Linked DNA regions of Homo sapiens: region 2 is linked to region 1. Evidence: read pairs that join two places in POLR2A ChIA-PET (ENCODE). Cell type or tissue: PC-9. All regions are shown on one strand. Links, peaks and the distances in the headings refer to the core of each region. The heading gives the core; the rest is flanking DNA. Region 1 overlaps SLC2A12 (solute carrier family 2 member 12). Region 2 has its middle 14 kb from the start of TBPL1.

Region 1 (15,305 bases), core at 4,331-8,330:
GGAGATTAGCAGGCTGTGCAGGGCTGGAAGGGCATTGGAAGGCTTCTGCTCTTGCTGGAGAGCCACTGGAGGATTGGAGCAAAAGAATACCTTGATTGCATTTTAAGGGGTCATTCTGGCCACTGTGTAGAGAACTGATGGGAGGGGACAAAGGCAGAAATGGGGACCAGTAAGTGGGTATTGCAGTAATTCAGGATGGAGATCATGGTGACTCAGACCAGGGCAGCCGTGAAGGTGTTCAGGCTCTGGATATATTTTGAAGTAAGAGCCAACACAACTTCCTGATAGACTGAATGTGGAGTATGTGAGAAAGAGGAAAGACTCCAAAGTTTGTGGCCAAAGTAGTCGGATAACATTGACATCAACTGAGGTGGGTAAGGCAGTGAGTAGAATAGGTTTGAGAACATCACAGGTTCAATTTAGGGCATGTGAGGTATTAGGTATCTGTTAGACATTTGGAAAGACATGTAGAGTAAGCAGTTGAATAAACAAGCCTTGAATTCTAGAGAGATAGCTAGAGACATAAATTTCAGACCCTGGCATATCAATGAGATAAAAACTGTAAAACTGGCTGGACGCGGTGGCTCACGCCTGTAATCCCAGCACTTTAGGAGGCCGAGGTGGGTGGATCACGAGGTCAGGAGATCGAGACCATCCTGGCTAACATGGTGAAACCCCGTCTCTACTAAAAATACAAAAAAATTAGCCAGGCGTGGTGGCGGGCACCTGTAGTCCCAGCTACTCGGGAGGCTGAGGCAGGAGAATGGCGTGAACCTGGGAGGCAGAGCTTGCATTGAGCCGAGATGGCACTCCAACCTGGGCGACAGAGCGAGACTCCATCTCAAACAAACAAACAAAAAAGAAACTAACATTGACTGAGATCAACTGGCTGGTGAGGGTGATAGAGAAGTGGTCAGGGGACTAAGCCCCAGGGCACACCAACTTTAAGAGAGGAAGCAGAGGAATAGAGACCATAGGTAAGAGATAACCAGGGGACGGGTCGCAGAAGGATGTGAGGCAAGCATTTCAGGAAGGACTATCCCCAGCCAAGAGCACTATCTCCAGTCAAATGCTGGGGATAATCTAAGATGAGGAGTGAGAATTGACCACAGAGTTAACCAACATGGAGGTAATTGGGATGTTAAAAAGTAATTTCAGGAGCGGAGTGGCCATAACAGTCTCACTGGAGCAGCTTCGTGAGAATGGGAAGAGCAGAAGCACAAGTGATGACAGCGAATATAGACAACGCTTTAGAAAAACTTGGCTATACATAGTACCCAAGAAATAGGGCAAAAGCTGGAGAGAAAAGTGGCACAAAAAGACCTTTTGTTTTGTTTTGTTTTTAAAAAGATGGAGAAAGAATCATAGCAGGTTTCTGTGCTGATGAGGAGTAGGTAAAGATGCAGATGATGCAGCAGTGAGCTGGGAGAATTGCTGGAGAATGTGCCGGAGAAGGGAGAGAGGAGAGAGGGGGTGAAGGGGGCTCTCATAGGAAGGACTGCATTCCTACATAGGCCCTGGAGGAATGGTTGTGTATGTGGAAGGGGTGGAAGTTTCCCCCTGATTATGTCCATTTTCTCAGTGAAGTCAGAAGCAAGGCCATCAGTGAGGAATGAGGAAATGAGGAGGTTTCCAGAGAGAAAGTGATCTGGAACATGTGTCTAGGAGAGAAGCAAAGTTAATTGACTAGGGATATGTGTGATTGCCACATGTGATTGAAGGCCACTTAAGGTCCGTGGTCATGATGGAAAAAGAGACCCAGCACTAGAATCGCATGCTTTCCCAGCCTCCTTCAGCTGGATGGCTGCAGACACTTACTATGGCACACTTTAAAGTGTAAATCAGATCATGTCACTGCCCTGCTTAAAATCCTTCAGTAGCTTCCACTGCAATTAGAATGAAACCAAACTCTTCACTCAGCCTGCAAAGCCCTGCACACTAGTCTCTACCTACTTCCTAACTCATTGTCAAAGATTACAGCCTTCTTTCCATTTCTGGAACAAGTCAAGTGTGTTTCTGACTTAGCCTTTGCACTACCTGTTTTTTCTGTCTGGATTTACTCCCCTATCTTCCAAGGTTGGCTCTTTATTACCCAGGTTTTATCTTAAATGTTACCTCTCAGAATAGCCTTCTCAGATCCGCCCAGTTGAAAGTAGTCCTTTAGTCACTTACTATCTAATCAGTATACTGGAAATCTCATGGTGATTGTACTCGCTGATAATGTTATTGTAGAACCTAGATCAGTGCCTGGCACATAGTAGATGCTCGATAAATATTTGTTGAATAAATGAATTGGATGGATGGATGAATGAAGAAATGACCACATCAAATTAACTGCTAAAAGTGAAAAGTAAGTTTGCCTCAGAACTGAAATATTTACAAAACATTAACTTGTTTGCTTTCTCCATTTGTGCCCACTTAAGCTGGGGGGAAAAGTAAATCACAGCTGAAACAGCAAATATGGCAAACATCACATCCCATTTTGAGTTTGTAGCTTGCAAGGCAGAAGTTCAAAATAAAATCTTTTCAAATTACATTATTGCAGAAATCTTTTCTGACCTCTCAGCTGAGTCACTGTTTATTTTATAAGAAACTTAACATCCTTGGAAGAATATTCGTTTTTTCAGCTTTTTAGAAATAGGGGTAGAACCCAGCTCCAAATGTAGAGGAAAATGCTAAGCAATGTGTAGTATCATGTTTGAAGTTAACTTGATACTGTAGTTTCCTTTCTTAGAAATAGACATTGGGATTTCTACATCAGGACGGTTACCTTGGTGACAAAAGTTGATTCATTGTTTTATTAACTTGTAAATTCATGAAGGCTCTCTTAACTCAGCAGTGTCCTTCCTCATTCTTCAAGTTCACCTCAGCTTCTGTGCACAAGCAGGTTCCATGGGCTTTCTACCACCTCGCATTTCCTTAACTAATTTGATAACTTACTGTATTTTTTTGTCTCTGACATTTCTCTGTTGGAAACCTTGTTTAACGTATACCCTTTAGATACTTTGGTCAATTTACATAAGCCAGGCTGCTCACATTGTCATTTTAAAAGCTTTTGCCAACCTGTTGGTTCAGCTCAGAAAAGCCTCTGGCTCACTAGTATTGCATGAATAGAAGTTAACCAGGAGGCAAAGGCGGGCAGATCACGAGGTCAGGAGATCGAGACAATCCTGGCTAACACGGTGAAACCCCGTCTCTACTAAAAATACAAAAAAAAAAAAAAAAAAAAAAAAAGCCGGGCGTGGCAGCAGGCGCCTGTAGTCCCAGCTACTTGGGAGGCTGAGGCAGGAGAATGGTGTTAACCTGGGAGGCGGAGCTTACAGTGAGCTGAGCTCATGTCACTGCACTCCAGCCTAGGGGCAACAGAGCGAGACTCCATCTCAAAAAAAAGTTAACCTACCATGTGACGCAGCAATCTTATTACTGAGTATATACCCAAAGGAAAATGAATCATTTTACCAAAAGGACACATGAACCCATACGTTCATTGCATCACTATTCATAATAGCAAACATGTGGAATCAACCCAGGTGTCCATGAGCAGTGGATTGGATAAAGAAAATGTGGTATATATACACCATGGAATACTACACAGCCGTCAAAAAGAACGAAATCATTTGTAGCAATACGGATGGAGCTGGAGGCCATTTTCTTAAGTGAACTAATGTAGAAACAGAAAAGCAAGTACTGTTTGTTCTCACTTATAAGTGGGAGCTAAACATTGGGTACTCATGGACATAAAGAGGCAAAAATAGACACTGAGACGACTGGAGAGGAGAGAGATGGAGGTGGGCAAGGGCTAGAAAACTACCTATTGGGTACTATGTTCACTACCTGGGTGACAGAGTCATTCATACTCCAAACCTCAGCATCATGCAGTAAACCTTTGTAACAAACCTGCACATGTAGCCTCTGATTCTAAAATAAATGTTGAAAAAAAAATTCTGAAAGCACCTTTTCCTTTTTGTCCTCAGTATTGGGCTTCCTCATGGTTTATAGCTAGTAGGGATTACTACTGCTGTAATGACTTTAAAATGTAAAATTGTTTTGCCATCTCATCTTTCATAATTGCCTTTATTTTTGTTCTTCATTACAAACCTTGCAGTTCTCCTATAGTCTGTTTAGAGGTCAACAGTACCTTTGGCTTTTGGTCCTCTCCTAATTTGCAATTTATAACTTTCTTGGAGAGGGTCTGGATTTAAGTTTGAGTAACTGCATGACTCAAAAGTAACAGAAATGTGATTCTTTCAAAAACATTTCCTAAGTCAGAATTTTAATAATTTAGACAGATTCTTTCCCCACCCCAAATTCTGAATTAATAAGTTCTGTTGGGTTTTAGATACCCACATCATATGTTCTTAAGGAATATCTTATTCTGGAAGCCTACTAGAAAGAAAGATTAGATTTTCTTAAGTTCTGTCATTGAATTTTCGTTTGGTTTGCAATTTGATACAATCTGGCAACCCTATATGAAAAAAAGGATTTGAAAGTTCTTAATCTTATACAGAACATTCTGCTTTCAAGTTTGACTTTTTTAAGAGAGTACAATGGGTTGTGATAGTAAGGGAGGCCTATATAGTTTCATTCAATTAATTAATTGCTACTTTCTCCCTGCCTCAATTTTTCAGTTATTTTTGTTCACAATAATTCACAAAATTTTACTTTTTGTGTGTGTGTGCTTTTGAGACAGGGTCTCACTCTGTCACCCAGGCTGAATGCAGTGGTGCAATCACAGCTCACTGCAGCCTCGACTTCCCAGGCTCAGATGATCCTCCTACCTCAGCTTCCTGAGTGGCTGGGACTACAGGCGCAAGCCACCATGCCCAGCTAATATTTTGTGTTTTTGGTAGAGATGGGGTTTCGCCATGTTTTCAGGCTGGTCTCAAACTCCTGGGTTCAAGCGTTCTGCCTGCCCTGTCCTCCCAGAGTGCTGGGATTACAGAGGTGAGCCACTACACCCAGCCACAAAATGTTTAAAGGAATTTTGCTCCCTGAGTTAGTAGATGAGTAGTTCAAAGGTGCATATACACAAAGTGGATTTACCATGAAGCCAACAAAACAAGTTATAAAATTGAACAGTGGATACTTTTTAATCATCTACCAGAAATCAATATTAAGCTAGGTAGGCATTGTAGGAGTTACATAAGAAAGATAATGGACAGAGCATTCCTGGAAACTAAAACTTTATTAATTAACAAGATGAAACCACAAGAGTTCTAGCCAATGCAGTATAGAAGTAAAGAGGGCTAGAAGATATTGAAAATCTAGGACAAAGGATTACTCTCCAGGGCTAGAGCTACTCAGGGCTTCGAGGATGAGTACTTGAGTTGGGTCTGAAAGCATAAGGATGTAGAGCTGAATCTTCAAAGTTAGCTAAAATGTAGGAACAGAAGGAGAAATCAGGAGATTAGAGCCGTGAGCTAGGAGGCCCTCCAGGAAAGAAGATTGTTTCACATGAGCTAAAAGAACTTCAAGAAAGAATAGGTTTGATAGATTAAATGTGGTCAGAAATTCTTTGCCCTTCATCTCATCAAGAGGTTAGGTCTCTTTCTTCACCTGTTGTATCTAGGCTGGCCTCAGGACTTGTGCTGACAATAGAAAGTGGTCAAAGTGATGTGTGTCTTCCTGATGTAAACCTCAGAGAGACTTGCAGCTTCTTTCTGCCTTCACTACCTTGGAAAGTTGCCCTGAGTTTGACATGTGAGGAAGCCACTTTGCCTCCTCAAGGATGAGAAGCCACTGGGGAGGACTGAAGCTCCCCATTGACAGCCAGCACCTACTGCCACCTATGTGATCAAGTCCCATGTGATTGTGGGCCCTCCTGCCCAGGGAGACATGTGAGTGAGCCCAGGCAAAGCAAGCAGAGGCACCACCCAGCCAAACCAAAGAATCATGGGAAATAGTTGTTTTCAGCTGCAACATTTGGGATGCCTTGTTATGCAGCAATGGATAATTGATGTGAAACAGGCATAAGGAAGGATGAGAAATGGAGGAATACCAATAGATTTGGAAGTCATCGGTGTCCTGGCATCTCAGTTATGGAAAAACCTGAATCCATGAGGAATGTTGCCAGTTTACAGGTGGATACATTGGCTTATCAAAGTCTGAGGCCATTGATTATTTAAATCGTGTTTGTAATTGATAGCCTTATTCAGAGTCTAATGCTCACCAAGAAATCCAATCATTTTAACCTCCACTTGGATAGAGCCAGGCAATGCGTTAGTTAGTCCAAGGATATAGCCAGCCTTCCTCACAATTTTATTTCCCATTGTAAATGAATCATTTTCATTTTATTTTTTTGAAAACAGGGCCTCATCTGTATCAAAAAAAATTAGCCTTATAATTTGATATTTACCTTAAGCTTAAACTGGGAGAATTTTTTTCTGCTTTTTCTAAAGTAAAATATTTTAAAATTTAGACCATCTAAAAGTGTATAAAGCACAAAGTGAAAATTTTCCACAATCCTACTTACTATACCCCCAATAAGCCAGGATTAATGGTTAGTTCAATATAAATACACATGCACACATATACCTACTAACAATTCACCTATCAGGTTTATTCTTCCTTCAAGTAAAAGCTGAAGAATCGCTATGCCCACAATATCTGTAATCATACATTTTTCTCTACTGTTTTCAAAGTATTTTTAAAAGAAAATCACAAATTGTGAAAATGTAGTTTCCTCCCATTATATTAAAACCCAACAATAAGTATCCCTGCATTTCTAAATGGAACGACGTAATCCTAGGAAGAGTAACAAGTTCTGCTTCATTCTTAGCCCCTATGTCTCACCTCTTCCCCCAGGACATGGTTTTGGCAATTAGAGCTACTAAAAAAGGAAAGGGAATTTTCTGCCACTCACTTCTAAATTAAATGTTTCACTTCTAAGTTAAATTGTTTAAACAATCTCTCCTTGTGAAATTTTTTAAACCAGTTTTCTAAAAGCCTATTCATATAAGAAACTTATCTTTCTTAAAATTACCTTAAATGTGCAATATTTAGAACAACGGTAGATGGTTAAGCCTGAGAGTTTTTCTGCTAATCTTAGCCTTAGCAAGTGTTTAGGGCACAGAGAAGGAGCTCTAAGTCTGATAGAGATGGAAAGGCTGAGACCCAAGTTCCTAGCCCAGTGTGAACATGGTATATCTACACTTCCGGGACCCACCCCAAACCCCAAACAAAGAAAACCTGTTGGGGGGAGCTAGAGAGGCGGAAGAAGTTCTGAGATGGTGATTGAGTAGAGCTTTAAAATGTTCACCCGTTGGTTGGGGACTGGGTGGGGGAAGCATTGGGGGGTGGTGGGGGATAAAAGACTACAAATTGAGTTCAATGTATACTGCTCCGGTGATGGGTGCACCAAAATCTCACGATCGCCACTAAAGAACTTACTCTGTAACCAAATATCACCTGTTCCCCAAAAACCTATGGAAATAAACTGTTTTTTAAATGAGATAGTTTTAATCAGTAGCACAGAAGATTCACATCCTCTGTACAACAAAATTAGTTTCAGGAAAAAATCAGGTAAAACAACAATAGTAACAGTTTCTTTTTCCGAAAAGAAATGCAGACAGTGAAAATATTAAACTTTGTTCTAGTAAAAATTATTACATTACAAAAAAGGAAAATATGGTTTAATGCTTTTTAATTACAATGATGTATTTTTGTTTTTGTTTCGTATAAAAGGAAAAAACTTGTAACCTTGTACGTACATATTGGTTGGTCATAGTAATGAATAATAGCATTACAGTTTGATGATAATTATAAAAGGCTAACGTTAAAAAACATTCCAATTGTAAAGATTTTATTCAAATTCAGTACAATATTTCATTGATAAGTGAAAATTTGCACTTGCCAATCAAATACATTCACTTTGTAGTTTGAAAAAAAAAAAAAAAGCTTCATTCATTGGGAAGAAATGGTTATTCTTCCTTAGCTGAATCACCCAAATTAAAGACAAAGCAGGGAAATTGGAATTATGCACTGAGACATAGTCTTACGCTAAAGGGAATGTCCTAATCTAATAATATCTAATAATTTCAGATATTATTCCTTTGCTGTATATAAAAGCTGCACTTTTGACCAAAGAGTATTGTTCAGAAACCAATGCATGTAATACTTACACTTTTGCTAGCTCCATTGATATTTGTTCCAAAGAGCATCCCTTTGTCTCAGGTATAAACATAACAACAAAAAGCAGGGATGCTAGACTCATGATTGTATATATAAAGCACACCCATGGCAGGCCAATAAGATCTATAAAGGACAAAAGAAATTGATTAGAAATGTGTTTTGTGTAGCTTTGATCCCATTTGTGAACAGCCACTTAGGGCATACATAGCACCATATGTATTTTCAAACATGCCAGCAGTATCCAGGAAAATAGAAATCACAAATTTAAAATGTAGCCAGCTCTGAAGGTGTTACTTTTACAGACTACCTTAGTTTTCTCTGTTGAAGAAAATAGCAGTCTTGTAACTATCACAATTTACACCCAATGTCATCTTCTTGGTGGGCATGTCTTTCTGTTTCAAAATGGCAATGTGTCTTTATTAATATAAAAAAGCACATGCAAAAAAGGAACCTCAAATAACATGGAAACATATGATGTAGAAGGTAAAATCTCTCTTCTCCCTCTCCACAGTTCCCCTCTTGGGAATCGCCATGGTAGCAGTTTAGTTTCTGTTCGGTGGACAATTTTTTCCCCCTCTTGCTATCATTCCCAATGGTGGACATTTTTAATGACATTTGTACAGATGGATTTTTCTTGGAATGAGCTCACCCTTCTTTGCTCTGATGTGAATAAATCATTTCATGCTGGCAATATTTCATCATTTTTAATAGCTTGCAGTGTATTTGTAATGTTTCTTCCTGGGTTCAGAGAAAAAAGTGATCATGGATCCAGTAAAAGCCATCAACTTGCCAAGATGCATCACAAGAAGCAGGATCCTCAAGATTCTGATGACTCTCATCTGCAAACCTAGTTTTTCCTCTGACCGCTTCCAGCCAAAGATACAGTCCCTTTGTAGTCATGGACCAAGTCAAGGCACATTCAGTGGTCAGCAGTGGCCCCCACAGTGCACTTGAGGCTGCCATTTGCATTGTGGCGGCCCCTGACTCAGCAGCAGAATGTCTAGTGTGGCAAGGAGTAGTCAACTACGAACAACAAGATTTTACAAATAGCCTTTAACAGCTGCAGCCACAAACCACAGTTGGTCAGGCAGGAAAACTGACTGAGCACTTGTGTACTGAGGCAGTGTTTGTAAATGCAGCATGAAAGAATCGAAGCATAGTAACTACTTGTCGGTGAGTTGTGCTGAGGTTGGGAGAAGCAGGAAGGAGGAACCGCACTGCAGTTCTTTTGGCAATTTTAATTAAACTCCTGTCTCTCTCTGCTTTTCTAGCTGGCACAGGGTATGGCCCAACTGATTGCTTAATAAAGTCCTTGTAGAATTGGGTGTCCTTCCTTCTCTGGAGCTTAAAACCAGAATATAGAAATTGTCAAAACCCTAAAGGCTGTCTCATCAAATTGTCCCCAGTTTTGTTTGAGCACTTTGAGTAACAGGGAGCTCACCATTTCACGAAGCCTCTTACTGCCCTGTGAAATAGTTGCGTCTGCTAAAAAGTTATTCCTTGCTTAGATCCTAAATCTGCCTTTCAGAGGCTGTGCTTTGTCCTGTGGAAGGACACACAGTGAATCAGCTCTCCCCACCCCTTCTCCGTGACAGCCATTCAAATATTTGAATGCACCTCAGCCCTCCTCTGAGAATCCCCTTGTCCAAGTCAAACATCCTGAGCTCTTCAACCATTCTTCCCACAGCATAGGTTACTGCCCTCGCCATTCAGGTTGCCCTCCTTCAGCGAACACACTGCAATTTTTAAATGGCCCTCTCGAGATGTTTTACTCAGAGCTGAATGCAATGCTACAATTGTGTCATGATCACTGCAGAGTACATTTGTCTATCTGGAACAGTCTGCTTTTATTGATACAGCTGAAATTGCATAAAAAATGTTGGTGTTTAAGGGCTTACTGCCAAGTAGAACCTCACGTCTTTTAGATCCCTGTGTCCTACACTTGGAAAATTTATTTTTGAAAATAAGTAGGAAATGTCAAGCATTCCAATTAAATGTCATCTAAAGGTTTTAGAGCATTCTAGGCTTTTTGTTTTTAAGTGGATCTGTTTTCCTACATTTGTTCTAAAAGCCCATACGGAACTTCTAAAGCTTCACTAGCTCCTCCAGTGTATTAGCTATAGCCCTCCCAGAGATGTGTGTCATCTTTTCCATCCCTCATCAATTCCATTTTTTCTTTTATATTTCTCTTTCTCCACATCAAATAGCAGATGGAGGGTGTGTGTGTGTTGAGTACGTGTGTGCACATGTGAAGGTTGAGGGCATGTGTTTATGTGTGTGATCTGAGTAGGACCAGTTTCTTTGTTTCCTTTAATCTTGAGCTACTTCTCAAAAGGTAGGATAGGAACATTTGAAAATTTTATATAAAAACCCAAACCACGCTTAAATAGTAACCCCAAAGGTTAATTTCCAAAAGTGGATATACTAAATATATATGTATGTATGTGTGTGTATATGTGTATATATGTGTTTATATATATGCATGCTTTTCAGCAAACATCCATTTTTGAAAATTGTATCTATAAAGACAATATATATGAAATGAAGAAATTAGGTTATTTGTTTCATAGAACTTCCCACAGTCTGGATTTTCTTGATTGTAGTCATGCTGCATGTTCCTCATCTATATATGAAATAAAGAGAAACCGACTCATTGGTCAGTTTTCGTGGATACTGGGGAACTGCCACATTATTTTGAAAACTAGAAAATAAAGAGAAAGTTTCAAGCACGTATTTTACCTTTCTTATATGATCCACACTTCAGGATAGCCAAATAGCTAATGAGAAGAAATTTCTCTTTAGAGAGGTATTTCAGATAAAAATGGAGAAGGAATGACATAATGAGTAGGTCTGGGAAATGATCATCAAAGGAGGCCAACAATGACAAACAGCGAGACAACCAGACCTCATGTGCCTCCTGTTGGCAGTTCACACGGCAGCAGCTGCCACAGAGTTCACCAAAAAATGACATGTAAATCTCCTCAAGCCTCTATCGTTTTTAAAAAAATAAATTTAGGCTTTATTTATTTATTTTAGCTCTATCATTCTTTGTAATCCCCAAAGGGTTTCCCTTCTTACTTTCTTCATGTTTACAAGTTGGAGCTAGGAAAACAAGGCGAATGCTTCTGTTTCTGATTTGATCCCTAATATTGGGTTATTTTATTATAATATATAAATCTAATTTGTGGTTCCTTTAGATAGGGCTGCTGAATGGAACACACAAACAGCCATTTTTTGTTTTGCTTGTAACATTTTTTTATGCCTTGCCTTATTTCCGACATAGGGATCCTCAAATTTTCTATACAATGCAGTTGAATTTCAGGCTTCAGTGGAAAGTAACAATGAGCCTGACCTTATTACAGAATCTCCCTGCCAGGCACAGTGGCTTACGCCTGTAATCCCAGCACTTCGGGAGGCTGAGGCAGGTGGATCACGAGGTCAGGAGTTCGAGACCAGCCTGAGTCAACAAAGTGAAACCCCATCTCTACTAAAAATACAAAAAAATTAGCCAGGCTTGGTGGTGCGCACCTGTAGTCCCAGCTACTTGGGAGGCTGAGGCAAGAGAATCACTTGAACCTGGGAGATGGAGGTTGTGGTGAGCCGAGATCACACCACTGCACTCCAGCCTGGGCAAGAGAGTGAGACTCTGTCTTAAAAAAAAAAAAAAAAAAAAAAAAAAAAAAAAAAGAATCTCCCTTCTGCTGCTCTCTATCCTTAAATTTGATGAGATCCCTTTTGAAAATAAAAGTTTGTTATTATTACAAGCAATTCTGCCTGACACCTAAACATGACTTTTGTTATTGTGGATTGGTTTCTCTTTCTCCTCAAGCCTCTATCTAAATCTAATAGCAATTTACAAGAAACATAAAAGACAGAGAGGAGGGCTAGGCGTGGTGGCTCGTGCCTGTAATCCCAGCACTTTGGGAAGCTGAGGTGGGTGGATCACTTGCGGTCAGGAGTTTAAGACCAGTCTGGCCAACATGGTGAAATCCCTGTCTCTACTAAAAATACAAAAATTAGCTGGGTGTGATGCTGTGTGCCTGTAATCCCAGCTGCTCCAGAGGCTGAGGCAAGAGAATCATTTCAACCCAGGGGCCGGAGGTTACAGTGAGCCGAGATCATGCCTCATGCCACTGCACTCCAGCCTGGGCAACAGAGAGAGACTATCGGAAAAAAAAAAAAAAAACAAAAAAAAAAACAGAGAAACAGAGAGGGGCACGTGACATGACTATAATCAACAAAATTCAGACTGGAAAATTCTATGAAATAAATCATTTGTTTTTTAATAGATTTTTAATTTCTTTAAAAATATAAGGTATAGTGGGGGTGAGGAGATGGAGGAGATGGAGACAAAACCTACAAATTATGACATATTTCAGTGACTTGTAAGTTATGTATTTGGGTCATGATTCAAATCATGTATAAAAAGCAATTATAAGACAATTAAAACATGAACACAGACTAGGTGTTTGATACTATGGGATGATTATATTTTTAAGTGTGATAATGACATTGTAGTTATATGTTTTTGAATGTCAAAGGTCTATGCTGAAATTTTTCAGAAAAAACAACATTGCATATGGGATGTGACTCAAAATAATTGGGTAGGGGAAGAGCAGGTGGGGTTATAAATAGATTTACATTCAAAACTGTAAATTGGGTCATGGGTACTTCAGGGTCATGGCCGTTCTCCTTCTAAGTGTGTTTGAAAATTTCCACGAAAAAATGGTCTTTAGGTGGGTGTGATTCCCTAACATTTGTCCTACGAGGACCAAAGACATTAGAGGAAAACAAAGACTTCTTACCAGTTACAGTCAAAAATGTCAGCGAGATGAGGAGATTGATGCCCCAGTTCATGCTAGAAGTTAAAGCCATGGCTCGTCCTCTGATCCCACCAGGAAAGATCTCGCTGAGCACCAGCCAGGGCACTAGAAGAAAGGCAAGAGTGGGTGGCGGACAGCACATTTAGCAAAAACCCATTGAATCTGAGTGCCAGCACCCTGATCTCTCCCTGCCCTCATCCTGCCGGGATTTGTGGTTGGGAAGCACCATTTCCTACCTCAGCAGAACAGGACAGTAAAGGGACGTGCTGCCTCCTCACCTCCAGCCAAGGAAGAAAGGATTCACAGAAACATTAGGAGAGCTGGGCCATGGTCCCCATGCATAGGGTGAGGGGCATGAGGTGCTGGTATCTGTCACAGGCCCAAGAAATGCAAACCGCAGGGGCAGAGGTGGGGCCACCTGCCTGGCAGCAACAAGAGAGCCAGCTCTGGACATCTGCCAAGCACAGAAGCCTCAGTGCCAGAGCCCAGGTGTACCTGCTGTAGGACTGGGCTGTTTCCTCAGCTCTCTCCCCCTGACCTTGGAGGAGTCAGAAATCACAGCTAATGAGTGGGTAGGAAATGGAGCCAGGTGGGCATGAGGAAGCCGGCTACTCTCCCTTCTCTGACTTGGGCGTCCTGGCCTGAAGCAAGCTGGATGGAGAGAAGTTCTAAATTAAATAGAGCTCCAAGATTTGATTATTGTACCAGACTAAACATTTGAATTTCTAGAAGGAGAGTCTTATTGGCACCAAAACTCATCAGAGGACTTTTTATTATCTGAGAGTGACAGGGAACATTATGGGGCTTGCCTGATGGGATCAGATGGGGCAATAAAGGAGCAAATTAACTTGTCTTCTGCTCACAGCCTATCAAGCCCAGTTTGCCTAATAAAAAACAGCCAGAAGTTCTTACTGTGGGCTTTTACAAACATTTTTACAACCTCATCTCATTTGATCCTCACAAACCCCTACAAGGTGGGAACTATTACGAAACCTCTTTTATCAAAGAGGAAACTGAGGCTTAGAAGAGTTACTTGCCAAGGTCACAGAGCACTTAAGTGACAAACGTGGCATTATCCCTAGTAGTCTCTGGAATTCATGCTTTTTTGTCATTGTGCTTTATTGATAGTGACTCAATAAATATTTATTAATTAATAAATACATGTCAAGTGTAAGCATCTTTGATTCAGTGGAAAGAAGGCCTTTGGCCCTGCCCCAGCTCAGGCTCACTGTTGGCTGATTCACTGTGTTTCAGAAGACCAGCTCTGATTTATCAACCAATTACATAATTTTATCCCAGAAGAGGGGATGGGAAGAAGAAACTAGAAGCCAGGGAGAGGCCGCTCTGGCCAGCAACCACCTGGGCTGCCTATGCCAGAATCCAGCAGTCAGCCATGCCTCTAACTTAAAATTTGCCTCTCCTGACAAGATTATGCCCTGTAGAAAAAACATCTGCTGGCTGTAAATTTGCTGCTTTAAAAGAAGAAAAAACTAAATTGGATTGCAGAAGACTGGAAAAAATCTATTTTTTTCTTACATTCTCCAAGTGAATCTATACAGGGTTACCTTTCATGCATGGAAGATAATTATAATAAAAAGTAGCGTAATTATTATTGTTGTTCTTATTAATGGGGAATTCAAAACTAGGAAACCGCATGTCTGCCACACTCTCACCTCACCTGTCTTCCCCTGCCCCTCTCCATGCTAAAAGACCTTCACTAGATTCTTGCAGATTATATCGTTGGTGGAATCGCTTTACTTTTAATGAGACCAGTTTAGTGCTCAGGTAACCCTGTCTTGAGCTTTGCAAGACTGAAGATCCAGCTCTGAGTAGACTGATATCTGCATAATTCTGGTGAAGCCTTTGTAATGAAGACCTGTCCTCGGACAAATGCAAGATAAAATTATATAAATCCGATTTTGAAGCTAAATAATATATGCCACGGACCAACCTCCCTATACCCTTTCCTGGCATGGGTATTCGATGCTGGCCAGGTGAAGCTGAGGGTCCCTACAACCATTTGCTTTAACAGCCATGAGGAGGAGGTGGGGTAAAGGGCACTCTCATTTTCTTTTAGTAGAGGAGATAGCTCAGGGTTTCTTCTTCCAGCTTCCATCTTCACCTCGTCACCTTTCAAACCTCCTTCTTCCCCTCCTCATCTTTCATCATGGTGGCCTTGATTATTTAGTGAGATTTGGGGAGAATCATTGCTGGGCTCATCAGAACCACCTTGGCCTCAAATGAAAATGAGTTGATCCTGCTGTGATAGAAAGTGGACCTCGCCAACAAGAAGATGGGACAGTTGCACAAAACACCAGTTTTATGTGCTCAGTCTGAACTGCCAGGGGCTTG
Region 2 (15,305 bases), core at 5,462-9,461, 61 kb before region 1:
ATTCCAAAAACCAGAAAGCCTCTTCTCCTCCAAAGGAACACAACTCCTGGAGAGCAAGGGAACAAAACTGGACAGAGAATGAGTTTGACAAATTGACGGAAGTAGGCTTCAGAAGGTGGGTAATAACAAACTCCTCTGAGCTAAAGGAGCATATTCTAACCCAATGCAAGGAAGCTAAGAACCTTGAAAAAACATTAGAGGAATTGCTAACTAGAATAACCAGTTTAGAGAAGAACATAAATGACCTGATGAAGCTGAAAAACACAGCATGAGAACTTCACAAAGCATACACAAGTATCAATCAATAGCCAAATCAATCAAGTGGCAGAAAGGATGTCAGAGATTGAAGATCAACTTAATGAAATAAAACAAGAAGAAAAGATTAGAGAAAAAAGATGAAAACGAACAAACAAAGCCTCCAAGAAATACAGGATTACGTAAAAAACCAAACCTATGTTTGATTGGTGTACCTGAAAGTGATGAGGAGCATGGAACCAAGTTGGAAAACACACTTCAGGCTATTATCCAAGAGAACTTCCCCAACCTAGCAGGACAGACCAACATTCAAATTCAGGAAATACAGAGAACACCACAAAGATACTCCTTGAGAAGAGCAATCCCAAGACACATAATCATCAGATTCACCAAAGTTGAAATGAAGGAAAAAATGTTAAGGGCAGCCAGAGAGAAAGGTAGGGTTACCCACAAAGGGAAGCCCATCAGACTAACAGCTGATCTCGCTGGAGAAGCTCTACAAGCCAGAAGAGAGTGGGAGCCAAAATTCAACATTCTTAAAGAAAATAATTTTCAATCCAGAATTTCATATCCAGGCAAACTAAGCTTCATAAGTGAAGGAGAAATAAAATCCTTCACAGACAAGCAAATGCTGAGAGACTTTGTCACCACCAGGCCTGCCTTACAAGAGCTCCTGAAGGAAGCACTAAACATGGAAAGGAACAACCGGTACCAGCCACTGCAAAAACTTACCAAATTGTAAAGACCGTCGACACTGTGAACAAACTGCATCAACTAACAGGCAAAATAACCAGCTAGCATCATAATGACAGGATCAAATTCACAGATAACAATATTAACCTTAAATGTAAATGGGCTAAACGCCCCTAATTAAAAGACACAGACAGGCAAATTGGATAAAGATTCAAGAGCCATCGCTGTGCTGTATTCAGGAGATCCATCTCATCAGCAAAGACACACATAGGCTCAAAATAAGCAGAGGGAGGAATATTTACCAAGCAAATGGAAAGCAAGAAAAAGCAGGGTTTGCAATCCTAGTCTCTGATAAAACAGACTTTAAACCAACAACGATCAAAAAAGACAAGGAAGGGCATTACATAATGGTAAAGGGATCAATGCAACAAGAAGAGCTAACTATCCTAAATATATATTCACCCAATATAGGAGCACCCAGATTCATAAAGCAAGTTCTTAGAGACCTACAAAGAGACTTAGACCCCCAAACAATAATAGTAGGAAACTTTAATACCCCACTGTCAATATTAGATCCACAAGAAAAAAAATTAACAAGGATATTCAGGACTTGATCTCAGCTCTGGACCTAGCAGACCTAATAGAAATCTACAGAACTCTCCACCCCAAATAAACAGAATATACATTCTTCTCAGCACAACATGACACTTATTCTAAACTTGACCACATAATTAGAAGTAAAACACTCCTCAGCAAATGCAAAAGAACGGAAATCATAACAGTTTCTCAGTCCACAGTGCAATCAAATTAGAACTCAGGATTAAGAAACTCACTCAAAACTGCACAACTACGTGGAAACTGAACAACCTGCTCCTGAATGACTACTGGGTAAATAATGAAATTAAGGCAGAAACAAATAAGTTCTTTGAAACCAATGAGAACAAAGACATAATGTACGAGAATCTCTGGGACACAGCCAAAGCAGTGTTTAGAGGGAAATTTATAGCACTAAATCCCCACAGGAGAAAGCAGTAAAGATCTAAAATCAACACCCTAACATCACAATTATAAGAACTAGAGAAAAAAGAGCAAACAAATTCAAAAGCTAGCAGAAGACAAGAAATAACTAAGGTAAGAGCAGAAGTGAAGGAGATAGAGACCTGAAAGACCCTTTAAAAAATCAATGAATCCAGGAGCTGGTTTTTTGAAAAGATCAACAAAATAGACTACTAGGCAGACTAATAAAGAAGAAAAGAGAGAGGAATCAAATAGACACAGTAAAAAATGGTAAAGGGGATATCACCACTGATCCCACAGATATACAAAGTACCATCTGAGAATACTATAAACACCTCTATGCAAATAAACTAGAAAATCTAGAAGAAATGGGTAAATCCCTGGACACATATATCCTCCCAAGACTAAATCAGGAAGAAGCTGAATCCCTGAATAGACCAATAACAAGTTCTGAAATTGAGGCAGTAATTAATAGCCTACCAACCAAAAAAAGCCCAAGTCCAGACAGAGTCACAGCTGAATTCTACCAGAGGTACAAGGAGGTGCTGGTACCATTCCGTCTGAAACTATACCAAACAATAGAAAAAGAGGAACTCCTCCCTAACTCATTTTATGAGGCCGGCATCATCCTGATACCAAAACCTGGCAGAAACACAACAAGAAAAGAAAATTTCAGGCCAATATTCCTGATGAACATCGATGTGAAAATCTTCAATAAAATACTGGAAAACCGAATCCAGCAGCACATCAAAAAGCTTATCAACCACGATCAAGTCAGCTTCATCCCTCGGATGCAAGGCTGGTTCAACATATGCAAATCAATAAATGTAATTCACATAAACAGAACCAATGACAAAAACCACATGATTATCTCAATAGATGCAGAAAAGGCCTTCAATAAAATTCAACACCCCTTCATGATAAAAACTCTCAATAAACTAGGTACTGATGGAACATATCTCAAAATAATAAGAGCTATTTATGACAAACTGGCGGCCAATATCATACTAAATGGGCAAAACCTGGAAGCATTCCCTTTGAAAACCAGCACAAGACAAGGATGCCATCTCTCACCACTCCTATTCAAAATAATATTGGAAGTTCTGGCCAGGGCAATCAGGAAAGAAAAAGAAATAAAGGGTATTCAAATAGGAGGAGAGGAAGTCAAATTGTCTCTGTTTGCAGAGGACATGATTGTCTATTTAGAAATCCCCATCATCTCAACCCCAAATCTCCTTAACCTGATAAGCAACTTCAGCAAAGTCTCAGGATACAAAAATCAATGCACACAAATCACAAGCGTTCCTATACACCAATAATAGACAAACAGAAAGCCAAATCATGAGTGAACTCCCATTCACAATTGCTACAAAGAGAATAAAATACCTAGGAATACAACTTACAAGGAATGTGAAGGACCTCTTCAAGGAGAACTACAAACCACTGCTCAAGGAAATAAGAGAGGACACAAATGAATGGATAAACATGCCATCCTCATGGATAGGAAGAATGAATATCATGAAAATGGCCATACTGCCCAAAGTAATTTATAGATTCAATGTTATCCCCACCAAGCTACCATTGACTTTCTTCATAGAATTAGAAAAAACTACTTTAAATTTCATATGGAACCAAAAAAGAGCCCATATAGCCAAGACAATCCTAAGCAAAAAGAACAAAGCTGGAGGCATCACACTACCTGACTTCAAACTATACTACAAGGCTACAGTAACCAAAACAGCATGGTACTGGTACCAAAACAGATATATAGACCAATGAAACAGAACAGAGGCCTCAGAAATAACACCACACATCTACAACCATCTGATCTTTGACAAACCTGACAAAAACAAGCAATGGGGAAAGGATTCCCTATTTAATAAATGGTGTTGGGAAGACTGGCAAGCCATATGCAGAAAACTGAAAGTGGACCCCTTCCTTACACCTTATACAAAAATTAACTCAAGATGGATTAAAGACTTAAACGTAAAACTTAAGCCATAAAAACCCTAGAAGAAAACTTAAGCAATACCATTCAGGATGTAGGCATGAGCAAAGACTTCATGACTAAAATGCCAAAAGCAATGGCAACAAAAGCCAGAATTGACCTAATTGAACTAAATGGACCTAAAATGGAACTAAAATGGGACCTAATTGAACTAAACAGCCTCTGCACAGCAAAAGAAACCACCATCTGCATGAACAGGCAACCTACAGAATGGGAGAAAATCTATCCATCTGACAAGTGGCTAATATCAAGAATCTGCAAAGAACTTAAACAAATCTACAAGAAAAAAACAACCCCATCAAAAAGTGGGCAAAGGATATGAACAGACATGTCTCAAAAGAAGACATTTATGTGGCTAACACACACATGAAAAAAAACTCATCATCACTGGTCATTAGAGAAATGCAAATCAAAACCACAATGAGATACCATCTCATGCCAGTTAGAATGGCCGTCATTAAAAAGTCAGGAAACAACAGATGTTGGAGAGGATGTAGAGAAATAGGAACGCTTTTGCACTGTTGGTGAGAGTGTAAATTAGTTCAACCATTGTAGAAGACAGTGTGGCAACTCCTTAATGATCTAGAACCAGAAATACCATTTGACCCAGCAATCCCATTACTGGGTATATACCCAAAGGGTTATAAATCATTCTGCTATAAAGACACGTGCACACGTATGTTTATTGCAGCACTGTTCACAATAGCAAAGACTTGGAACCCATCCAAATGCCCATCAATGTTAGACTGGATAAAGAAAATGTGGCACATATACACCATGGAATACTATGCAGCCACAAAAAAGGATGAGTTCACGTCCTTTGCACAGACATGGATGAAGCTGGAAACCATCATTCTCAGCAAACTAACACAGGAATAGAAAACCAAGCACTGCATGTTCTCACTCATAAGTGGGAGCTGAACAATGAGAACACATGGACACAGGGAGGGGATCATCACACACTGGGGCCTGTCAGGGAGTGTGGGGCTAGGGGAAGGATAGCATTAGGAGAAATACCTAATGTAGATGATGGGTTGATGGGTGCAGCAAACCACCATGGCACGTGTATACCTACGTAATAAACCTGCATGCTCTGCACATGTATCTCAGAACTAAAAGTATAATAATAATTTTTTTTTAAAAAAGGAAACAAAGGGCTTTAGTACTTTCCCCACCTGTGAAGTCTACAAGCCGAATTCTTGCTCTCTCTGAGTTCTGGCCAGGAGGCTTCTCACCTAGTTCAAATTGTTACAAAGTTCAGCTAGAGAATTCCTTTTCCCCCTGGAGTTTTACCCCCTGCTCCTCTGGCCACCCTCCTGATGGATCCCTGTGGTGCCAGGCAGGAATGGGCTGCTTGGGGACCCAGATTGCTCCCAGGGCCTTTCTGCTGCTACCTCTACCCCTGTATTTCACTCCACTCAGCTCTGTAACTTGCATCAGCTCCAGGTAAAGTTGGAAACTTCTCCCGCAAACAGACTGTCAGCTTCTCCAGTAGGGGTGTGTGTTTAGGAGAGGAGGGTCTCCCTTTCCCACTTCTGCAGTTGGGGCACTCACAGTATTTGGGGTATCTCCTGGGTCCTGCAGGAGCAGTCTGCTTCTTTCAGATGGTCTGTGGGTCCTCTCAGGATTGCTGGTTTGTTCTTGCAGTCAGTCTGGAGCTAAAATTCATAATGCAAGCCTCCGCATGCTGCCCTGACCAGAGCTGCAATCTAGTCCTGCCTTGTGTCCACCATGATCCCAAAATGCCCTAGATGGGTCTCTCTTGTAAGCTGCATATAGTTAGATTTTGTTTTTGTTTTGTTTTGTTTTTCTTTTTCTTTTTTTGAAATGGAATCTCACTCTGTCACCCAAGCTGGAGTGCTGTGGCTCCACTGCAACCTGGGTTCACTGCAACGTCCACCTCCCAGGTTCAAGTGATTCTGCTGCCTCAGCCTCCCAGGTAGCTGGGATTACAGATATGCGCCATCAAGCTCTGCTAATTTTTGTATTTCTAGTACAGATGTGGTTTCACCATGTTGGCCAAGCTGGTCTTGAACTCCTGACCTCAAGTGATCCACCCACCTCAGCCTCCCAAAGTGCTAGGATTACAGGCCTGAGCCACTGTGCCTGTCCTGTTTTGTTTTTCTTAATCAGTCAAGCTTGATAAGCTTGACTTTTAACTGGAGTATTTAGTTCATATACATTTAATGTAATTGTCTACATATTTGGGTTTTAATTTACCATCTTATGGTGTGCTATTTGTTCTACCTATTCAGTATATACTTTTCTCTTTTTTCTTGCTTCTTTCAACAAATTGTTTCTTATCATCCAATTTTTTCCCTTTACTGCTGGGAGATTGTGTAATTTGTTTCTATTCTTTTAGTAATTATCCTAGAATTACAACATGCATACTTAACCTTTACCCTTCATACAAGCTGCTTAGGATATTTGATTCCATTTGACCCTCTTCAACATATGTGATACTTGTAATTGCATTTTTTTCTATTTTTTAGATGCTATATTGTTGTTCTTTTACTCTTTCAGTGTATATTAACTTATTTATTCACCACTTTCTTTGTTCTTTATACCTTTTTATAGCTTACATTTTTTTTATCTGCCTAACGCACTTTTTTTATAACTTTCTTTAGTATGATTCTGCTTAGGAAAAACTACTAGTCTTCATTAGCCTGAAAATGTCTTTATTTCAGCCTCACTATTAAAATATTTTTCACTAGACATTAAGACTAGATAGTAATTTTCTCTCAGTAAGTGGAAGATCCCCCTCCATTGTCTTCTGATGTCTCTTGCTGCTGCTGAGCAGTCATGTCAGTTTCATATTTACTCCTTTGAAAGCAATTCATCACTTTTCTCTGATTGTTTTCACTATTTTCTTTTCTTTTTCTATTTTTTTTAGCTTTGCTCTTCAGCTGTTTCATTATGACAATTTTAGATATAGGTTTCTTCTTGTTTATTTTGCTTGAGACTCACTGGGTTGTCTTAACCTGTACATTAGTGTCTTTCATGTACATTAGTGTCTTTCATCACTTCCGTAAAATTCTCAGCCATTATCTCTTCAGATATTACCTTTGCCCCATTTCTCTCTCCTCTCCTTCCTAGATTCTGATGAGATGTATATTAATCTATTCTCCTCTGTTGTTTATTTCTTTTAATTCTTATTCTGTGTTTTCTTTTTGTCTCTCTGTTTCACTTTTAAATTATTGTTTTTCTGACCTAGCTCCTAGTTCACCAATTCTCTTTTCAACTGTATTTAGTCTGCCGTTAAAGTCATCAACTGGCTTTCAAGGTGGCCTAAAATGCATATTTACCTCCTTGCCCTTTCAAAATGCAATTAAATTGAAGAAATGTAAAAATAAAAATTATGTAAAAACATAAACATAAAAATTAATTCAGGCCAGGCATGGTGGCTTACACCTAGAGTCCCAGCACTTTGGGGGGCTGAGGTGGGTGGATCACCTGAGGTCAGGAGTTTGAGACCAGCCTAGCCAACATGGTGAAACCTCATCTCTACTAAAAATACAAAAAAAAAAAAAAAAATTAGCCAGGTGTGGTTGCGCATGCCTGTAATCCCAGTTACTTGGGAGACTGAGGCAGGAGAATCGCTTGAACCCAGGAGGTGGAGGTTGCAGTGAGCCAAGATTGTGCTATTGCACTCCAGCCTGGTGACAGAGTGAGACTCCGTCTCAAAGAAAAAAAAATTAATTCGTAGCAGCACTAAAAACCAGTATGGAGTGCCACCAGAAGACTAAAACAGTGGAGAATTTCTGAACCATATAAATTTATTTTATTCTTTGGTCCTTTTTTAAATATCTGCAACGTAATTTTTCCCGAAGATATTTCAAATTTATCTTTTATTTCATTAAATAATAACTATAGTTTTATTACCTGTTTTATAACCTGCTAAATCCAAATATTAAGTATTTGTGGTTCTATGGCCTTTGTTATTTCTGTTTGTTCTTGCTTATGTTGTCTTCTTTCCTCATGTGTCTGTTTAAACTTGACTACACATGTTCTGGTAATAGTACTTTAAAATGTATTTGTGGGAACTATCCTAGCCTAACAGGAATCCACCTTCCTATAGAGAGATATCTTTGTTTCTGCTAGGCACCTAAGGACACCATCAGTCTGAGACTACCTTAATCTAAGTTCAAAGCTTGAAATTCCCGGGACCGTCACCATGATGGAAACAACCAAAAGAGGATTTGTTTATTTCAGGTATATTCTTGCCCTAAGGACACAGCCCTTTCATTTCCTACCTCACTGTCAGGAGGATCTCCTTCCTGTTCAGCTTCCTGCTTTGTGCAATCCCTGGGCAATTGCCATACCTTTCACTCAGTGGGGACATCAAAACGAAAGTTCAAGTTGTCATTACCCCTACAAAGCATAAACACCTTCTACTGCTTATTTATCTCTCTTGGTTCTTTTTCGTTCCTAATTTTGGTCTTACAGTATCTTATTCTCTGTTCAGTATTTGCTTTTAAAAAGGATTTTAGATTTTTTCCCCAGCATTTTTAATAGTTTTCTTCAGAATGTTTGGTCAATTACCAAAATCCAGAGGTTCATTTCTTTCTTCCTGTGTTATATTTGCTATACGTTTTTTTTTATTTTTAAGAAGTTATCCATTTCTTCAAAATGTTCAATTTATTGGTACAAAGTTGTTTATGGTGTTCTCCCTTTTATTGTTTTAGGCTTCATTATATCTGAAGTTAGGACTCCCTTTTTCATTCTTAGTTGTTTTTATTTGGGCTTTATCTCATTCTTCTTGGCCAGACTCACCCAATGGTTATTTTACGTTTTTTTTTTTTAATCAATAGAATCATCTCTGTTTTCTGTTTTTCTATTTCATGAGTTTCTGTCTTTATCTTCGTCGTTAATTTTTTCTTTCTTGCAGTTTCTTCTGCCTTTCTTTCTACACTCTCAAGTGGATAACTTTCAGGCTTTCTTCCTTAAAGCAAATAACAAGCTTATATCTCTACTTTTATCTGCCTTATTCAGAAAGGCTTATTATTGGCATATTCATTGCAATATAAATTTGTCAATTTCTCATTGTGAAATCAACCCAATACTCACATAGATAGATTTTTTGTTTTTGTGTTTATATAAACATAGAAATTAATCCTCCTGATCTTCTTAAAGCTTGAAACTTAAATTTGTTTTATCTGAGTTCCTTCCTCTAGAAAGGACCCTCAGGCCTCTCAAAAAGTATCAAAGAACTGAAACTCAGCAATTGTTTGCATCCAGACAATGACACAACAGGCCCCTCAATCATCATGTTTGATTCCTTAGGCTTCCTAAGTTCCTGTTTTTCTATGCATTGTTACATTTCTTCCCTGCTATATTAATCCCTAATTTTAGTCTGTCAGGGAGATGGATTTGAGATGGAGCTCCCATCTTCTTGGCTGCACCACCCAATTAAAGCCTTCTTCCTTGGCAATACTTGCCCTCTCAGTGATTGGCTTTCCATGCAGTAAGCAGCAGGACCTAGATGAACCCCTTGGCATTTTGGTAACAATTGTGTATCTATTAATTTTTGCTTATCTCCTGGGTAGATGTGATTTTTGTGTAAGCAAAATATCAGCAAAACATTTGTCTGATATTAACATGGCTACTAGATTTTCTGGTTAGTATTTTTCTGAAATTCTTTTTAGTTTCTAGCTTTCCATTCTTTAAATATAAAGAATCTTGTGGAGACAATAGAGGGGTTTTTTTGTTTACTTTTTTAGTCCACCAGAACAATCTCTGTTTTTATTTTAGCTCAATATATTTGTACAAAAAAATTCTTGAATTATTTTCATCCATTACTATGTTGTTCCATTGTTATTATATTTCTGTATTTTTAAGGGTAAATTTAATCTATTTACACATATTATGGTTACTACATTTAGAACTTGCTTGCTTCTACTCTGTTTCTTTGTGCTTTCTATTTGTTCTACTTTTTCTGTTTCTTTTTTCTCCTCTCTTGATTTTCTTTATACAGTATTTGTTTAATCACCTGTTTTCTTATTTCATTTTTGCCTTTTATTAGATGAAAACTTACATACTCTAGTTTTATGCTCTAGTTTGATTCTCTTGTGATAGTAATAGTCTTAGTACTCTACTTAACACCAAGATCTGAAATTTAATCATATCTTAACTCCTCTTTCAAACAATACAAGTTTTAAGGACATTCCTCTTGCATTGACCTCCACTTTCTTCCCCCAACTTAATAGAGTTAAGTATGCATGATAAAGTTTCTAGAGTGGAAATAAAGTGGGTAACTTTCTCACCACTACATAGTGGAATGCATTTTATTTTGTTTTATTTTATTTTTTGAGACAGGGTCTCACTCTGTCCCCCAGGTTGGGCAGTGCAGTGGCACAATCGCAGCTCACTGCAGCCTGAACCTCCTGGGTGCTCAAGTGATTCTCCCACCTCACCCTCCTGGGTAGATGTGATTTACAGGCAAGTGCCACCACACCCAGCTAATATTTTTTTGTAATTTTTTTGTAGAGATGGGGTTTCACTATGTTGCTTAGGCTGGTCTCGAACTTCTGGGCTTAAGCTATCTTCCCACCTCAGTCTGCCAAAGTGCTGTGGTTACAGGTATGAGCCACTGGACCCAGCTGAAATGCACTTCCTTTTCTTTCCCTTTCTTTTTTTTTTTTTTTGAGATGGAGTTTCGCCTTTGTTGCCCAGGCTGGAGTGCAGTGGCACAATCTCAGCTCACTGCAACCTCCGCCTCCAGGGTTCAAGTGATTCTCCTGCCTCAGCCTCCGGAATAGCTAGGATTACAGGCATATGCCACCACACCTGTCTAACTTTTTGTATTTTTAGTAGAGATAGGGTTTTGCCATGTTGTCCAGGCTGGTCTCGAACTCCTGACCTCAGGTGATCCACCCACCTCAGCCTCCTAAAGTCCTGGGATTACAGGCGTGAGCCACTGCGCCTGGCCTGAAATGCATTTTCAAAATAACTTTTGATTTTATATACTTCAAAATAGTGTTAATATTTATTAGTTTTATATTAGTTGCAAAATGAATTAGTTTTGAAATAACCAACTGAACTTTTGTTTCAAGAAGGTTACTTAAATGATAAATGATGATAGATTTGCTAAGTGCCCTGATTTAATTACTATACAATGTAATTTGATACATACAATGTATCAAAACATGACTATGTACTCCATATGTACAATTATTGTCAATTTAAAAAGTACATATTTATCTCCATACTTTCAAAACTCCATATTTTACTTTCAAAACTAGAAATACATATTTATCTCCATACTCTTTCAAAATTTAATTAAATTAACAAGAAATAGAAACATAAAAATTAATTCATAGCAGCACTAAAAACCAGAAGACTGGCACAATGGATAATTTCTGGATTATTTAAAGTAGATATCATATCAAGTGTTAATTTTGAGGAGGAAAGTAGAATGGCAGGAGTAAGAAGACTAAAGGAATCTGTGTGTGTGTGTGTGTGTGTGTGTGTGTGTACTGAATTTCTACAAAGAAAATGTATTTATGTATAATCATTTATAAATAAACTGTAAGGATACTGGATCCGGATTTGACAATAAAACCTAACAGAGCTGAGGATTTTTAAAACCTATACATTTGGCACATCTCATTAAAAACACCTCCAAAAGTGGCCTAAGATCAGAGATAGTGGGAACCCATGTGGAATTTATTTTTGTTATGAAATAAAGATCTTATCATATATATTTTTTAAAATAACCAATTGACATAATAACATTTATTAGTAGTTTATCCTTTTCCAACAGAGTTGAAATGCCACCTTTATTATTTACTAGATTCCTTAAATACATGGATCTGTTTTTTCTATTATTTTCCACTCATATTTTTGTCCATCCCTGTCCCAATACTACACTATATTAATTATTATTGCTTTTCAGTGTGTTTTTGTATCTAGAGGGCCTTTTTTTTTTTTTTAAGACAGGGTCTCATGCAGGCTGGAGTGCAGTGGCACCATCACAGCTCACTGCAGCCGCAACCTCTTGGGTTCAATCGATCTTCCCACCTCAGCCTCCCCAGTAGCTAGGATTACAGGTGCATACCACCATGCCTGGCTAATTTTTGTATTTTTTGTAGAGACGAGGTTTTGCCATGTTTCCTAGGCTTGTCTCAAACTTCTAGGTTCAAGTGATCCACCCACCTCGGCCTCCTAAAGTGCTACGATTACAGGTATGAGCCACCACATCTGGCTGGCAGGTTTAAAAAAAAAAAAATTTTTTTTTCTTTTCTTTTTTTTTTTTTTTTTTTGCGACAAGGTCTTACTCTGTCACCCAGGCTGCAGTGCAGTGGCATGAACAGAGTTCACTGCAGCCTTGAATTCCTGGGGTCAAGGAATCTTCCTGCCTCAGTCTCCAAGTAGCTAGGACTACTAATATTTTATAGAGGCGAGGTCTTGCTATGTTGCCCAGGCTGATCTCAAACTTCTGGCCTCAAGTGATTCTACCATCTTGACCTCCCAAAGTGCTGGGATTACAGGCATGAGCCACTGTGCCTGGTCCCTGGCAGTCTTAATGTATTTTTTTTTCCCAAAATTTTCTGTTGTGCTCTTGCATTTTCTTTTCCAGATGAAATTTAGAATCCGATTAATTTTATAAAAATTATCATTGGCTGTGGACTGGGATAACATTAAATTTGTAGCACATTTGAGGAGAATTGATATCTTCATACTACTGAGCTTTTCATTAAGTCAGGAGGTGTCCAATCTTTTGGCTTTCCTGGGCCACATTGGAAGAATTGTTTTGGGCCACATGTGAAATATACTACCACTAATGATAGCTAATGAGCAAAAAAAAAAAAAAAAAATTCACAAAAAACTCTCATAGTGTTTTAAGAAAGTTTACAAATTATTGTTGGGCCACATTCAAAGCTGTCCTGGGCCACATGTGAACTGCAGGCCTCAAGTTGGACAAGCTTGGTGAAGTAGTATTACACTTGCTTTCCTTTTCTCTCCACCTTTTGTCTCTGCTGCTCTCTGCATGTCAGCTTTGTTATCTGCTAGTGCATATCATCTTCCTATTCACAGAAGATATGTCAGCCTATTGCTTTCAGTTCACATCCTCCCAGTTTTACTACCAGAAAAGGAAATTGCTCTTTTTCCTAGCTGCACTTCAGTTAATCCTGGGTAGGATACTCTTTGGTCTGGATTGGTCATATACCTTCTTCCCACCAATCACAGTGGTGAGGAAGGTGGGGTAATGAGTCCAGTCAGGGGAGATAAACCATACAGTAATTTGAATAGAGACAATAATATAAAGAATTTTAAACTATAGCAGGGGATTGGAGTATTGAGCAAATATCTAGGAAGAAGGCAAGAAAACTCTAAATACATAAATAGTATGTATAAGGTGCAGGTACTACTCCTAGGGCTGAGATGGGGCACCCAAAGAGCTTCCCTTCATGTCCTCCTAGCCCCTCAACCTCCCCCCAACCCCCGCTCCCCCTCATCATGGCTGAGCTCCAGCCCTTATTGGAGAGGGCATGGCCAGGGCTCACTGAATGCCTTGGAAACTATGATGCTTCACAGACTGGAAATCCACCCTCTAGGTGCTGGGGAAGCAGTTCACTGGAGGCACCCGACAGGGCAGAGGTGGGGGTGTTGTTGCAGGAACTGGGCACTGGAGGAGCTGCATGTGTTGCAAGAATCAGATGCCAGAGAAGCTGCTCACATTGCAGCAGCCACATGCACTTCAGAAACCCGCCTGACTACTCAGCTTCCATATGCACCTTTCTGCAACAAACAATGCTATCTTTCTATGTAATAAGATACAGCTATCTTCTTACCAGTGAAGTTTATGCTTTCCCCAAAATGAGGAAAGGCAGTCCTGGGAGTAATTGTATCCATCACTGGCTATATTATTAATCCTCATAATCAATTCCACCAAATATGGTTACCTAAAGACAAATTGTGAAGTTAACTTCTGTGGAAAGTTGCATTGTGGCCTCAAAAAGATCTAAGTCCTAAACCCCAATACCTGGGACTGGAACTTTATTTGGAAACAGTCTTGGAAGATGTTATTAAATCTTGAGATTAGCCAGGCACAGTGGCTCATGTCTGTAATCCCAGAACTTTGGAAGGCTGAGGCAATGCGTGGCTCACTTGAGCTCACTAGTTCGAGACCAGCCTGGGCAATATAGTGAGACTCCCATCTCTTCAAAAAATACAAAAATTAGCCAGGCATGGTGGTGTGCACCTGTGGTCTCAGCTACTCTGGAGGCTGAGATGGGAAGATAGCTTGAGCTCTGGAGGCAGATGTTGCCGTGAGCCAAGATCGTGCCACTGCACTCCAGCCTGGGCAATAGAGCCAGACTTTGTCTTAAAAAAAAAAAAACATCTTGAGATTATCCTGGATTTAGGGTGGGTTGTGAATTCAAATATTGGTATCCTTATTAAAGAAAGAAGAGAGGAATATGAGACACAGAGACACTCAGAGGAGAAAACAATGTGAAAATAAGGCAGAGATGAGAGTGATGCATGAAAATCCCAAGGATGCCAAAGATTGCCAGGCAGCCACCAGGAACTAGGAAAAAGGCCTGGAACGTATTCTCCCTCGGAGCTTCTGAAAGAAACCAACCCTGCTAACACCTTGATTTCAGATGTCTAGCCTCTAGAACTGTAAGAAAATAGATTTATGTTTTAAGCTACCGAGTTTTTGGTAACTCTATTGTAGCAGCCCTAGGAAAATAACACAAGTGCCAAGAGTTTGAATAAAAAATTAAAATGGGGAAGGAGTGAAAAGAAAATGGTTAGTAAATACAAATCAACACATATATATATAATAAGCCAACAGAAAATATGTAAAGTTACTGCATTTCTATAATTCCTCGTTTCTATAATTGTTCACAAGACTATAAGTCCTCATTTCTATAATTGTTCACAAGGCTATAATTGATATCTACAGCTTTCCCCCCACCTCTACCCATTCTGTATTTCCTCTGCCCTCAGCCAGAAACTCAGCTGGTCAGGATTCTTGATGGAGTAATCTAAACCTTCATTTCCAAAAGTTCTAAGTCCTCAAACACCCTACCTTTTATTTTCAGTTGCTGTGTTTTTTATTTATCTTAATATTGGACACGGAAGTACTGAGAGGATCCCTAGAGGATCCCCTGGGTTCTAGACTGTACTCCTTGCTCCCATTGTCTAGAAGCTAGCCAATTTCCTCTTAGTTATCAGGATCCATCGCTCCAGCCAGTGGACTACCTCCTGTTTTTGCCTTTTGCTTCAGTGGTGTAAGGAAATGGCCAAGTGGTAGTCTCATAGTCTATTACGGCAAAACCATTGTTGCATCTCCTGATGGAAGCACTCTTCCCTTGGAGGCTGA

The links. Peaks named below come from ENCODE experiments on the same cell type or tissue, not always from the same donor. Only the 100,000 strongest peaks of a DNase experiment are listed, where the experiment ranks them.
Region 2: POLR2A ChIA-PET joins it to region 1 with 8 read pairs; 5 of 35 experiments call an interaction of 5 or more read pairs at or near these places.

The regions. Positions count from the first base shown.
Region 1 is chr6:133,993,877-134,009,181 of GRCh38, forward strand. SLC2A12 (solute carrier family 2 member 12) reads right to left here. Exons shown (of 5, transcript NM_145176.3): 3 at 12,936-13,058; 4 at 8,121-8,253. It also overlaps the pseudogene LOC100421250. Among named protein-coding and RNA genes, the nearest start is that of TBPL1, 48 kb to the left of the region's middle. In PC-9, for the core only: no CTCF peak of the experiment used is centred there; a DNase peak (open chromatin) is centred at 6,775; H3K4me3 peaks cover 762 bases; H3K27ac peaks cover 1,196 bases.
Region 2 is chr6:133,931,757-133,947,061 of GRCh38, forward strand. No RefSeq gene overlaps it. Among named protein-coding and RNA genes, the nearest start is that of TBPL1, 14 kb to the right of the region's middle. In PC-9, for the core only: no CTCF peak of the experiment used is centred there; no DNase peak of the experiment used is centred there.